Linked DNA regions of Homo sapiens: region 1 is linked to region 2. A link is an interaction called in ENCODE POLR2A ChIA-PET data of the cell type or tissue named here. Cell type or tissue: GM12878. All regions are shown on one strand. Links, peaks and the distances in the headings refer to the core of each region. The heading gives the core; the rest is flanking DNA. Region 1 overlaps DUSP5 (dual specificity phosphatase 5). Region 2 has its middle 20 kb from the start of SMNDC1.

Region 1 (5,378 bases), core at 248-5,247, 180 kb before region 2:
TCAGTGTCTGCAAATGGCCTATCAGTGAAGAGCCTGCTGCCTCCCCTTGGCAGGAGGGAGGCTGGGGGTTGGGCGTGGAGGGCAGGATCTCAGATTCGTACTGCAGGAGCTGGCCCATGAAGCCAAAGTTGGGCGAGACCATGCTCCTCCTCTGCTTGATGTAATCGAAGGCCTCCTTCAGGCGGAACTGCTTGGTCTTCATAAGGTAAGCCATGCAGATGGTGGGTGAACGGGAGATCCCAGCCTCACAGTGGACCAGGACCTTGCCTCCCTTTTCCCTGACACAGTCTGGAAGGAAGAAAAGATGGTGGGAGTGAGTTGGGATTAGAATCTAAGGGCAATGGCAAAACACAAGAATCAAACACTGGAGTAACCTAGATATGAAACTGTTGTGCCTGCCTAAGAGCCACGGCCCTACACTACACTTCTGCCAGTCTTTAATCCCCACTGGTGAGGATAGAGCTTTTGGGGTCCCAGCAAAGACTATCCCCAAGTAGGACCTTTACAGTTTACAGCAGCTATTGTCACAAGAGACATAAGCACACAGAAGCTTTACAGTTCCCAAGATACTTGCAGATTCTGCCTCTGGAGGCGATGGACCTGGAGCAGTCCCTTCCTGGGGATGCCATCTTAACCTAGGTTCCACTGATGGTTCCAAGAGGGCATTGGAAAATCCTTGAAATTGTGCACATTTTTATTGGGCACATACATTTTTCTAAGGAGAGCATCCCAGGCTCAAAGACTGACTTGGAGAAGCAACTCTTGTCTCTCCAGGTCTGATTCTAAGGGTAACAACCTAACCCCGATCCTGGTAGAGGCCTTCCGGTCTCTCCGGGCACCCTGTCTGGCTGTGCCAGGGCAGGATGCTTGGCTCAGCTCCCAGGGTTCTCACCACCAAACACACAATAAATAGCGCATGGCCACTAATTATAGCCCTGGCTAAGTGACGCCTACTAGACGGAGGATATAAATGGCTTTCACAAATTCCATCTTGCTCAACAATGGGAGTCGCTGCTATAAAGCTACCACCATCAGTTAGCATTCTTTAGCTCAATATGACAAAAAGGGGAGGATGCCTCCCTTCCTGTTCTACCTCCCAGCCCCCTGCCCCCAGAAAACCAGCTACAACTATTAAAAATGGGAAGGGGTGAAAGGTTAAAGATACGTACACATCAAATCCACAAAAAATACAGTCTTTCCAATTCCCTCTCTTGCTAGTGAGGAAACAATTACATCACAGGAAGTTAGATGTAGCTGGCACTACGCAGGCTACAATACGCAAAAACATTTACGATTTTGAAGGGCCAAAAGAAAAAGTCATTCCCCTTACCACCCTCCACTTCCCTGCCCCAAGGTCAAAGTATGCAAATCAATCTGCAAGATCTAAAAGATAAAATTTCTGAGGCATCAGGGAGGAATCCTAGAGTTTCCCCATCTGAACAAAAACCCCACAGCATACCCCAAAGCAGTTCAATAGGGGTGTCCTCCAATTCAGTCTGACTCAAAAGAAACAACAAAACAGTCTCTTTAAATTAGTTCAAAGGGGAGACCCCCAAGTCCCTAGAATTACAGAGTCGGGCTCCTATCTCCCTTCGCTCCTCTGTTGGCCTCCTTCAAAGTTTAGCTTTTAACTGGCCTAGTGCCACATCCAAGAATGCAAAGGGTCCAGAGTGTATTGCCTCTGGAGCCCACTCGACACCTCGGAGCCTGCCTTCCACATGGCCCTCTTCCCTTGGAAGGGGTCAGCATATATTCAGCACATGGCTCACTGGGGAGACCCAGTCTCTCCTTCCATTAGCAGGGCAAGCAATCGGAGAAAAAGCATCCTGTGCTTTCAAACTGCTGTGGGTTTGTGGATTGTGCGTACACAGACACAATACACACACAGGATGGGGAGGGAGGGTTCTGAGAACTGGATGGGGGCGTGTTTCATGACCTCATGAAGTAGCTACCCAGGTAATTAAATAACAGGCTGAGAAGGGCAAGGCATTCCCAGGGACAGGGAGAACAAGTCAAGGGTTTCCCACCCTGAACCCATCATTTGGCTGCCTTTCAAGCTCCAAAGGAATCATTTCAGCCCAGAGGCTCAGGGGACAAGCAGGACAGGCTCGGCCTTTTGCCTCTGATGAGTTTCTCGTCAGGGTTTCCTGGGGAGCAGAAATTGTGTGGTGAACAGAGGGCCACTATGTGGCTCAAGGGGGACCTTTAATTGCTATCTGCACTAAGTAATTATTGCTGTGCTAACACCTGCCTTTCCTCCTCCAACATCCCTTGGAACAAGAGACAGGAAAATCACGCGTCAGTTTCAACAACTACGTATGTTAAAGAGGAAGATGGGAGCTGGAAAACGGGGCATGATCACAAGGTTAGAGACTGGTACTTGCAAATCTGAAACAGAAAAAAGTCAGGCCAGCCTCCTAGGAAGATGGATGGGGGAGGAGAAGATGCCAAATGGGAGAACAATCCAGGCAACACAGAGGACCTGGAAACCCTAAGGCCACAGCCCTTTCCTGGCAGAGGGACCAGAGGCCAAGGCCTCGGTTTTCAGGTCTATGCAATGGAATAAATAACTGCGTAACAAGAATGCAGAAAGCAGGCAAAAGATGCCAACTTTTCTGTGCATACAGCATGGAGCTTGAGTCAAGTGCTATCTTTAATCCAAAATTAGCTGAAAATGCAAAACAAATTGCCCCAAGCCGTTCACCAAGAGTATGGAAAGCTGCTGGGGGCCCTTGGGGCTCAGTGCGTAAGTAGTGCTCTCTGAATCCTTCTGTTTGCTTTTAAAAATAAACCCAACCTACGTAGAAGCACAGTTAGGGAGGTTCTTCCCCCTGCTTTCCTTGTGTGGAGCATTACGCAGGGATACACTCAGCTCCTGCCCAGCTAGAAACAATAACAAGATCGACAGTGAGTACTGCCATAAAATTATATTAATTCATTTATCTTGCAAATTAAAGCTCCTATTCATAGCAACTTAAATCCTCCCTTCCACCTTTTTGGTAGCTGCATCCCATGTTGGCTCCAACTCTCAGCAGCGGCATATACAAGACACTTTTCTTTCAGTGAAGGTAGCTTCCATCAGGGCATCAAAAGTCAAGAACACATGCCCCAAAGGGGCTCCCAAAATAACTGAAGGGGAATGGCTAAACCTACCAATGAAGTCTATTGCTTCTTGAAAGTGGGAGCTAATGTCAGCCGTGTGGCTGTCTTCCACAGGGATCCATTTGTAGTGTAGGTGGGTCGCGCAGGCCTCGGAGGTCCGTCGGGAGACATTCAGCAGGGCTGTGATGTGCAGGTTGGCGAGGAACTCGCACTTGGATGCATGGTAGGCACTTCCAAGGTAGAGGAAGGGAAGGATTTCAACTGGGCCACCCTGGATGCAGGGACAAAGGACAATCAGGAAATATTGGATTAGCTTGTTCATTTGAGAGAGGAAAAAACAACTCCGACCTATTTGTTTCTTAAGATGGGTGGTTCCCTTTCTGGTTTCCAAGTGGAGTTCAGAGCCAGGGCAGTTCAACCAAGTGTGGTTGTATCTCCATCCTGGCCAACTCTCTACCTTATGTGACTGCCTTGTGACTCAATGACAGCAAAATCCACACAGCAAAGAGTTCACTTTTTTGCACATATCCAGGAGGCAGGATATGCCGACAGCCTTCCTGCGCTGACAAGGATGAGAAGCCATGTGGTAATATGGGAAAAATTGACAGGCCTGTGTTGAAGTTACAGCTGCCCTGAGAGTACCAGGGCAATCTCCTATGCCTTGGGACAGTCTTGCTTTCTTTACAGATAAAATGGACCAGGACTCAACATGGTGTGTGTCCTCCTTTACAGCCTTGACATTTTACATAGTGTATTTTTTTTTTCCTTTTTGGAAAGACAGAGTCTTGCTCCGTCACCCAGGCTGCAGTGCAGCGGCACAATCATAGCTCACTGTAATCTTGAATTCCTACGCTGAAGAGATCCTACCGTCTCAGTCTCCCGAGTAGCTGGGCCTACAGGCATGTACCACCATGCCTGGCTAATTTTATAATTTTTTTGGTAGAGATGAGTTCTTGCTATGTTGCCCAGAATGGTCTTCAACTCCTGGCCTCAAGCGATCTTCCTACCTCAGCCTCCTGAAGTGCTGGGATTATAGGCATGAGCTACCAAGCCTAGCCTATATGGTGTATTTCATCAAACCTAAGACACTGTTGATCCTAAGATGCACCCAGGTTTTAGAGATGTTAAAATGCACCTCCACCTCCACAAAAAAGTATGCTTTTTAGAAATGAAAATAACCACTACCTACTCAGAATCTTTAGATAAAAAATGTTGTCAGGCCACAAGCAGAGGGGCTTCCCCGCCTCTGACCTTCTTCACACGGGGGTTTGTTGAAGGTGCTGGTGAGACCCGCTTACAGAGCCATCCTTTTGGGAGGCTACCCACACCCCAGATTTCTAGTCAAGGGGGAACCAGAGACCATCCACCTTGAGGCAAAACTAAAATGAACCGCTGGTTAGACTCTGGCAGTCACAGCATTTACAGGGCTCTGAAGGTGGCAGAAAAGCTAGTGATGGTTGGAAAAATGGGAGCCCTTAGAGACTGAGAGGGAAACAAGGGGCTGGGTGACAGTGGCTGTGTCTTTGGGAGCCTTTCCCATGCCAACCATCTGCTTCCTGTGTTTCCATTTCCTGCCCTGGAATAAGAACGGAATGGAAACTCTCAGCCAGATCCCTAACAGGGAAGGGTGCGTGGGACAGGGGCCAGCCACAGGCAATTCTCAATTTACCCCACACCCGGAGTTAGCTTTTTGTTTCCTGAGAAGTCAAGTGTTTAAGCAAAGGCCAGTTCAGTCACTTGAAAGAAAATTACACAAGATTTTACATACGGTAATAACAACTGGTATTTTTATCAGCATCTACTATGGCTGGCCTCTGGGGGCTTAACCCTTTAGATGTGCCTACATCATACCAATTTCACAAAATCTGTGAGGTAGGTAACATTATTCCCATTTTACGGATGGGCAACTTGAGGCTCAGATGCATTTAATAACTTGTCCAAGTCAGAGCTAGTCAGTGGTAGAGCTGGGCTGAAACCCAAAACTGATTGCGTAGCATGAGATGCAAGGCCTTGTCTGACTCCATTTCAATAGTGATCAATATGAGAAAGTAAGTATTTCAGGTAAAGACAGGAAGGAAAAAATTCCCTCTTTCCTCTCTTCCTCTAGAGATAAAATGTCCATCTGCATCACCTCCTCGAAACCTCCCAAACTTCCATGCGTACAGAGCAGCCTTCCTGGTGGCAAAGTGGTGCAGTGGTTAACAACCTGGGCTTGGGCGTCAGACAGCGGAGCTCTTGGTTAAGTTCCAGAGCTCCATGCTTACTACCTGATGTGA
Region 2 (5,378 bases), core at 215-5,214:
CCCTCATCTTCCAGGTCTAGCGTGTTTACCTTTGCCTTGCGTTATCACTAATCTTCCTGAATTTGGCCCTTACCTCAGGTTGCTGGACTGCTTCCCCTCCTATCCTACCCCTTGGAATTTGCTCTCTGGCCAGCCCAGCTGAATCACCAGGCCTGTTGCTGCCCCAAACATTTCTTCATTTCGGTCATTTTACTTGCCAGGTGACTCTTTCCTTAATCTGAGTGGTGAATGTAGCCACCCTAGCTAGCATTGACTTCCCCGGAGAAGTTATGGGATCATCCCAACATTTGTGCAAAGAATACATCTAAGGCAATCTTGAAAAAGAGGCTATCCTATACAAAAATAAAGAAGAAAGGCTGTCCCTCAGTTTAAGCTGCACTAGACAATCTGTAAGTTGGAAGCATCCTCCCTTTGCCTGCTTTCTTGCAGACAGAAGACCTAGAGATGAGCTGATCCCTACCTCTCGTGATACCTTGCACTGACTCAAATATTAACATTCAGCAGGTCGTCAGTTTCCCCTTCTTCCAGTTTCATTCATTTGTTAAAATCGAGTTATCCTGAATCTTTCAGATTGTTACTCCTCACTTTGTCTTCTGCAATCGAGGACCTGTCTCATGCTCTGGTGTTGAGATCTGGGAACAAGAGCCCTGTAGTTTTTCCTCTGAGTCATAAACTTAGGGACAAAGTATTCTTCATGATTCTTCTTGTCATTTCCTTTTTCTTTAGCTGCAGAAAGTCACTCTGGTGGTCAGGTGAATTCCTAAGCAGTGATTCTTTAGCACAAATGTTACCATTCTAACCCCTAATGTGGGTTGAACCATCTGTTTGTACAACTAGAAACATAAAGTTTATTTCTCTAGAGAAGCTGCTAACCTGACCCACAAGTGCAGTTTTATTCCCACCAGAATATAAAATCCATAAGGAAAGGGACTTCTTTTAGTTGCTACTGTATCTCCAGTACCCAGCAAGTCTAGGCACTCAATGACGATGAAGTCATTCATACATTCAACAAATACTTATTGAAGCATTTACTAAAGAGGGCATTGTGTCAGATGATACTTGAGAAGGAATTAAAAGCAAATGTAGCCAGGAGGATATTTCAGCCACAAGTAACAGAGCTGCCTTAAACCATGAGGCATTTCCTGGTGCACAGAAATGGAAATCCAAATTGAGATCAGCTCAGGGTAGCTCCATCCACCGTCAAAGACCAAGGTGTTTTCATAGCATTATCCTAAGCCCTGTTACCTCTGGGGAAAGGAGAGAGGAAAGAGAGAGAGAAAGGTCCCAGAATGGCTGTCAGTAACAACTAGAATCATGACAGGAGAGCAAAGCTTCCCAAAGTGAGGGAAACTCTTCCCAGAAGCCTCCAGCAGTCCTTCTGGGTCTCAATGGCCAGTCACATCCCCACTCCTGAATCATGGATTTAGGCTCAGACAAATCAGCCCCTCACCTGACACTGAAGGCGGGGTCAGCTTCCCTGAAGCCACGGGGCTGCGTGGAGGAGGAGTGACCCTCTGAACAGAAACTTTGAGAAAGGGAGGAGGAGTTAGAAGGGTTGGATGGGGTGGAGGGCAACTGTAGCATTCACTACGAATCATACCTAGCATTTGTCATGAAAGTCTATAGTTTAAAAAATATCCGTCTGTATGTTAACTCGTTTAATCCTTCCAATGATGGTAAGCTAGTGGTTCTCATTTCAGCCGCAAGTCAGAGTCACCTATGGAGTGATCTTGATTCAGAAGGCCCGGAGTGGGGTCTGGACATTTGTAGTTTATTTGTTGTTGTTGCTGTTTGAGTTGGGGTCTTACTGTGTCACCCAGGCTGGAGTGCAGTGATGTGAACATGGCTCACTGTAGCCTCAAACTCCTGGGCTCAAGCAATCCTCCCACCTCAGCCTCCCGAGTAGCTGGGACCACAGGTGCATGCCACCATGCCTGGCTAATTTTTAAATTTTTTATTTTGTAGAGATGGGGTCTCACTATGTTGTCTAGGCTGGTTTTGAATTCCTGGGCTCAAGCAATCCTCCCACCTTGGCCTCCACTGGGATTACAGAGTGAGCCACTGCACCCAACCTAGACATTTGTAGTTCTTAAAAGCTATATGGGTAGTTCTGATGCCCAGCCTGCATTGCACACCAGGGCTGTGAGCTAAGCAGCTTATCCCACAGGTGTGCAAATAAGAATTCAGCAGAGTCCCTGCCTTGGAAAGTCTATACTGTGTGTGTATGTTAGGAGATTTTTACATGCAAGCCAGAGTTGTTCAGGGGAGGAAGAGCTCCCCACAGGACAGAATGTTGGTGAAGGTTACTGGGCAAGAGTGAGAATGAAGAAGACTTTTGTGTAGAGAAGCAAGGGCAATGATGTAGCCAGAAGGGCACAGCATGAGCTGGGGTAAAAAAAGATGGAACACTCGTCAAATTCATGTGTCATCTTTATCTGATCTCTCTTTTTTGTCATATTAGTTTGTGGGAAGGGAAGTTTTCTTATCATGAGCCAATGACTGGAGAAGCTGAGGTTTGTTTCCAGAACTCGGTGAATCAATGCTATCTGATATTCCTGATACTTTGCTGAAACTGTTCACCAAACTTCCTCTTTGAGCACAAAGGGGATTTTAAGAGGCAACATTGGGGCTTTCACATATTTATGTTTTTAAAATCAAATACACCGAGTGGAAAAACCCTATGAGATCACCTCTGTGCCCTAAGCAAACTGCAAGGGATATACAATCATCTTCTTAAGAGAAGGAGGCATTTCAATTCCTTCTCAAACCAAACAAAGATAAACCTGATCAAATCCAGCCAGGCTGCAAAAGTGATTAGGAGGAAGGCTAGAAACAACCTGGAGAATACAGAGGAAGTTTGTAAATTGGCTGGCAATTGGATTACATTTAAAAATTCAATTAGTGACAGATTCAGAATAGCGTTTCCTTCGGTGAGTTTGTTAACTACCGGGCAGAGCCTTGGTTGTTTGCTGATAGCACAGAAAGTGAGTCATTCAGTGTTGGGCTGGGACAAGTGTCACCCACTCACTTTGATGGATACACCCCAAGCATAGAAATATGTGGTCAATGGGAGTTCAAGACCAGCCTGACCAACATGGAGAAACCCTGTCTCTACTAAAAATACAAAATTAGCTGGGCATGGTGGCACATGCCTGTAATCCCAGCTACCAGAAGTTTGAGGCAGGAGAATCACCTTAACCCAGGAGGCGAAAGTTGCAGTGAGCCAAGATCACGCCATTGCACTCCAGCCTGGGCAACCAGAGTGAAACTCCATCTCAAAAAAAAAAAAGAAATATGTGGTCTGATTTTTTTGAGCTCTATCACTGCTCACTGTTCTTGACAACTTATTTTCCTTCTTTGACTTACCTTTGTTGATGCTACTTCTGCTACTTCTAAATTGCTTTTTAGTAAACCATGAAGGGGTCTCCCTCATATGAAAGGAGTTTCTTGGGGGTACAAAGAGAGTTGGCAACAGATGTTCAGTATATGGCTTGGGCTGGACATTGGAGGAATATTGCCTCTCCCAGGTCTCAGGACTCCCACCTATGTTATCTATTAAGTGGACTCAGGATAAGAATTCTGGGATAGACAAGAGATATCTACAGAAAGCACTAGTGTGGTAATTAGCTCCGGCAATGAAAATAAACAAAACATGTACAAATCTTTCAAGTATGGTCATAATATAATCTTTATAAGAGAAATGTTATCATCTGGGAGGACGATAGAAAGGAAAGAAAGGATGGAAAGAAAAGCACCAGGTCACAGAGGAGGGAACTGGCATAGTGAGCTGACTCACTAGGTCCCTGGGCCTATGCTCAACCAGCTCCAGAAGACAAGGAGCAAGAGCAGGAATGTGCGGGAGGGCAGCTGATGTGGCAGTGATGCAGCAGCAGAGAGGCCTCCTGACAGAGCTAAACCTGACTCATGCCCATTTGTCTGGGACAGCCAGATCTTTCTGCAGGTCCCATTTTTCCTGGTTTAAGCTGGTCTGTAAGTTGAGTGAGAATCATTTTCCTGGGTGTCAACTCTGTGGCCTTCCCTTCAGAGTGGACATAAAATCAATAATGCTGATGAGCTGAAAATGACTGCAAACAAAAGACAATATTTTGGAGAAATTTGGGCTTTGTTTTGGCAAATGAGTGGCTTAAGAGTTAGAAGGAAGAATCCTAGGGATATGAGTGATGGACATGAGTACTAGTCCACAAAAAGTGGTATAAAAAGCAAAGAAGGGTAGTCTCTCACCTACAGCAGAAAAGAGTCCAAAACGGTTTCATTGAAAAAGATCACTCTCCTAGTTTAAGCTTATTGTTGGTCTACTCATGTGCTAGTGACCAAAGTTACACATGAATTGCTTAGCCCAACGCATCTCCTTGGTGGAAAAATAAGCTCAGTTGCCTCACTGTCCATTATGTAAGCACGTGTACAAAGTTCCCCTCCTTGGGCCTTTGCCTCAGGTTCTTTGCTGGTTTTCTCACCTGGATAATCTTATTTGGGGAGGTTTATCATGGCAAAAGAAGAACTTACTGCCTGAGAAACAGATAGGCTCCATATAGGGAATCAATTCAAACTCTTGTTTCACTCAGCCATTTGCTCATTCAACAAACACTCAGCCCCAGCTATTTGCCATGTTCTGGAGATCTACAGATGAATAAGACCTGATGCTAAAGGAAAATCAATGGCAAGAGTACAATGGAACACCAGATATAATAGAGGTAAAGGAGCACAGATACCACAGCACTACGCAGGATGAGCAGGGGGCATCCAGTTCCACCTAGGGAAAGGGGTCAGGGACGTTTTCCAAGAGAAGATGACCCTTGAGTTGGTGATTGAAGGATGAGTACAGATTAGCCTGAGAAACAAGAGAATAAACTTCCACTAAAAAAGATCAACATTGGCAAACCACAGAGGTGTGACACTGTGGCTCATTTGGAGACCTCCAAGTGGCATAACTAAGGCTAGAGATGACATCAGGACCCAGATCTTGAAGCAATATGCTACGGTATAGAAATTCTGTTTCCAAAGGGATGGAAAATCACTGGAAGATTTTAAACTGGAAAGTGACAAGGTCAGAATTCGGGCTTAAAATAACCATTCCGGCAGCAGAAAGAGAAGAGATCAGGATGACAATTTAGGAGACTCCCAGGCTATAAATATGGAATTGTACTAAGACAGCAGCTGTGAGAAAGGAAAGAGGCTTGAGCTATGTAATGACATAGTAGATGGAGTTGGTGTCCCACTGAAGTAGAAAAGAAAGGAGAAGAATGAGTTCAGAGGGACTCCAGGGTTCTCTCTTGTAGAAGGCAGCAGGTAGCATCATTTCCTGAAAAAGTAAATATAAGAAGAGGAGCAAATTCGGAGGGAAGAGGATAAATTCCATT

Evidence for each region. ChIA-PET counts read pairs that join two places held together with the same protein. Peaks named below come from ENCODE experiments on the same cell type or tissue, not always from the same donor. Only the 100,000 strongest peaks of a DNase experiment are listed, where the experiment ranks them.
Region 1: POLR2A ChIA-PET joins it to region 2 with 5 read pairs; 10 of 35 experiments call an interaction of 5 or more read pairs at or near these places.

The regions. Positions count from the first base shown.
Region 1 is chr10:110,504,930-110,510,307 of GRCh38, reverse strand. It overlaps DUSP5 (dual specificity phosphatase 5), which reads right to left. Exons shown (of 4, transcript NM_004419.4): 3 at 3,154-3,373; 4 at 1-288. Among named protein-coding and RNA genes, the nearest start is that of DUSP5, 9.7 kb to the right of the region's middle. In GM12878, for the core only: no CTCF peak of the experiment used is centred there; no DNase peak of the experiment used is centred there.
Region 2 is chr10:110,322,200-110,327,577 of GRCh38, reverse strand. No RefSeq gene overlaps it. Among named protein-coding and RNA genes, the nearest start is that of SMNDC1, 20 kb to the right of the region's middle. RefSeq lists an enhancer at 2,210-2,369. In GM12878, for the core only: no CTCF peak of the experiment used is centred there; DNase peaks (open chromatin) are centred at 727 and 2,667; H3K27ac peaks cover 3,666 bases.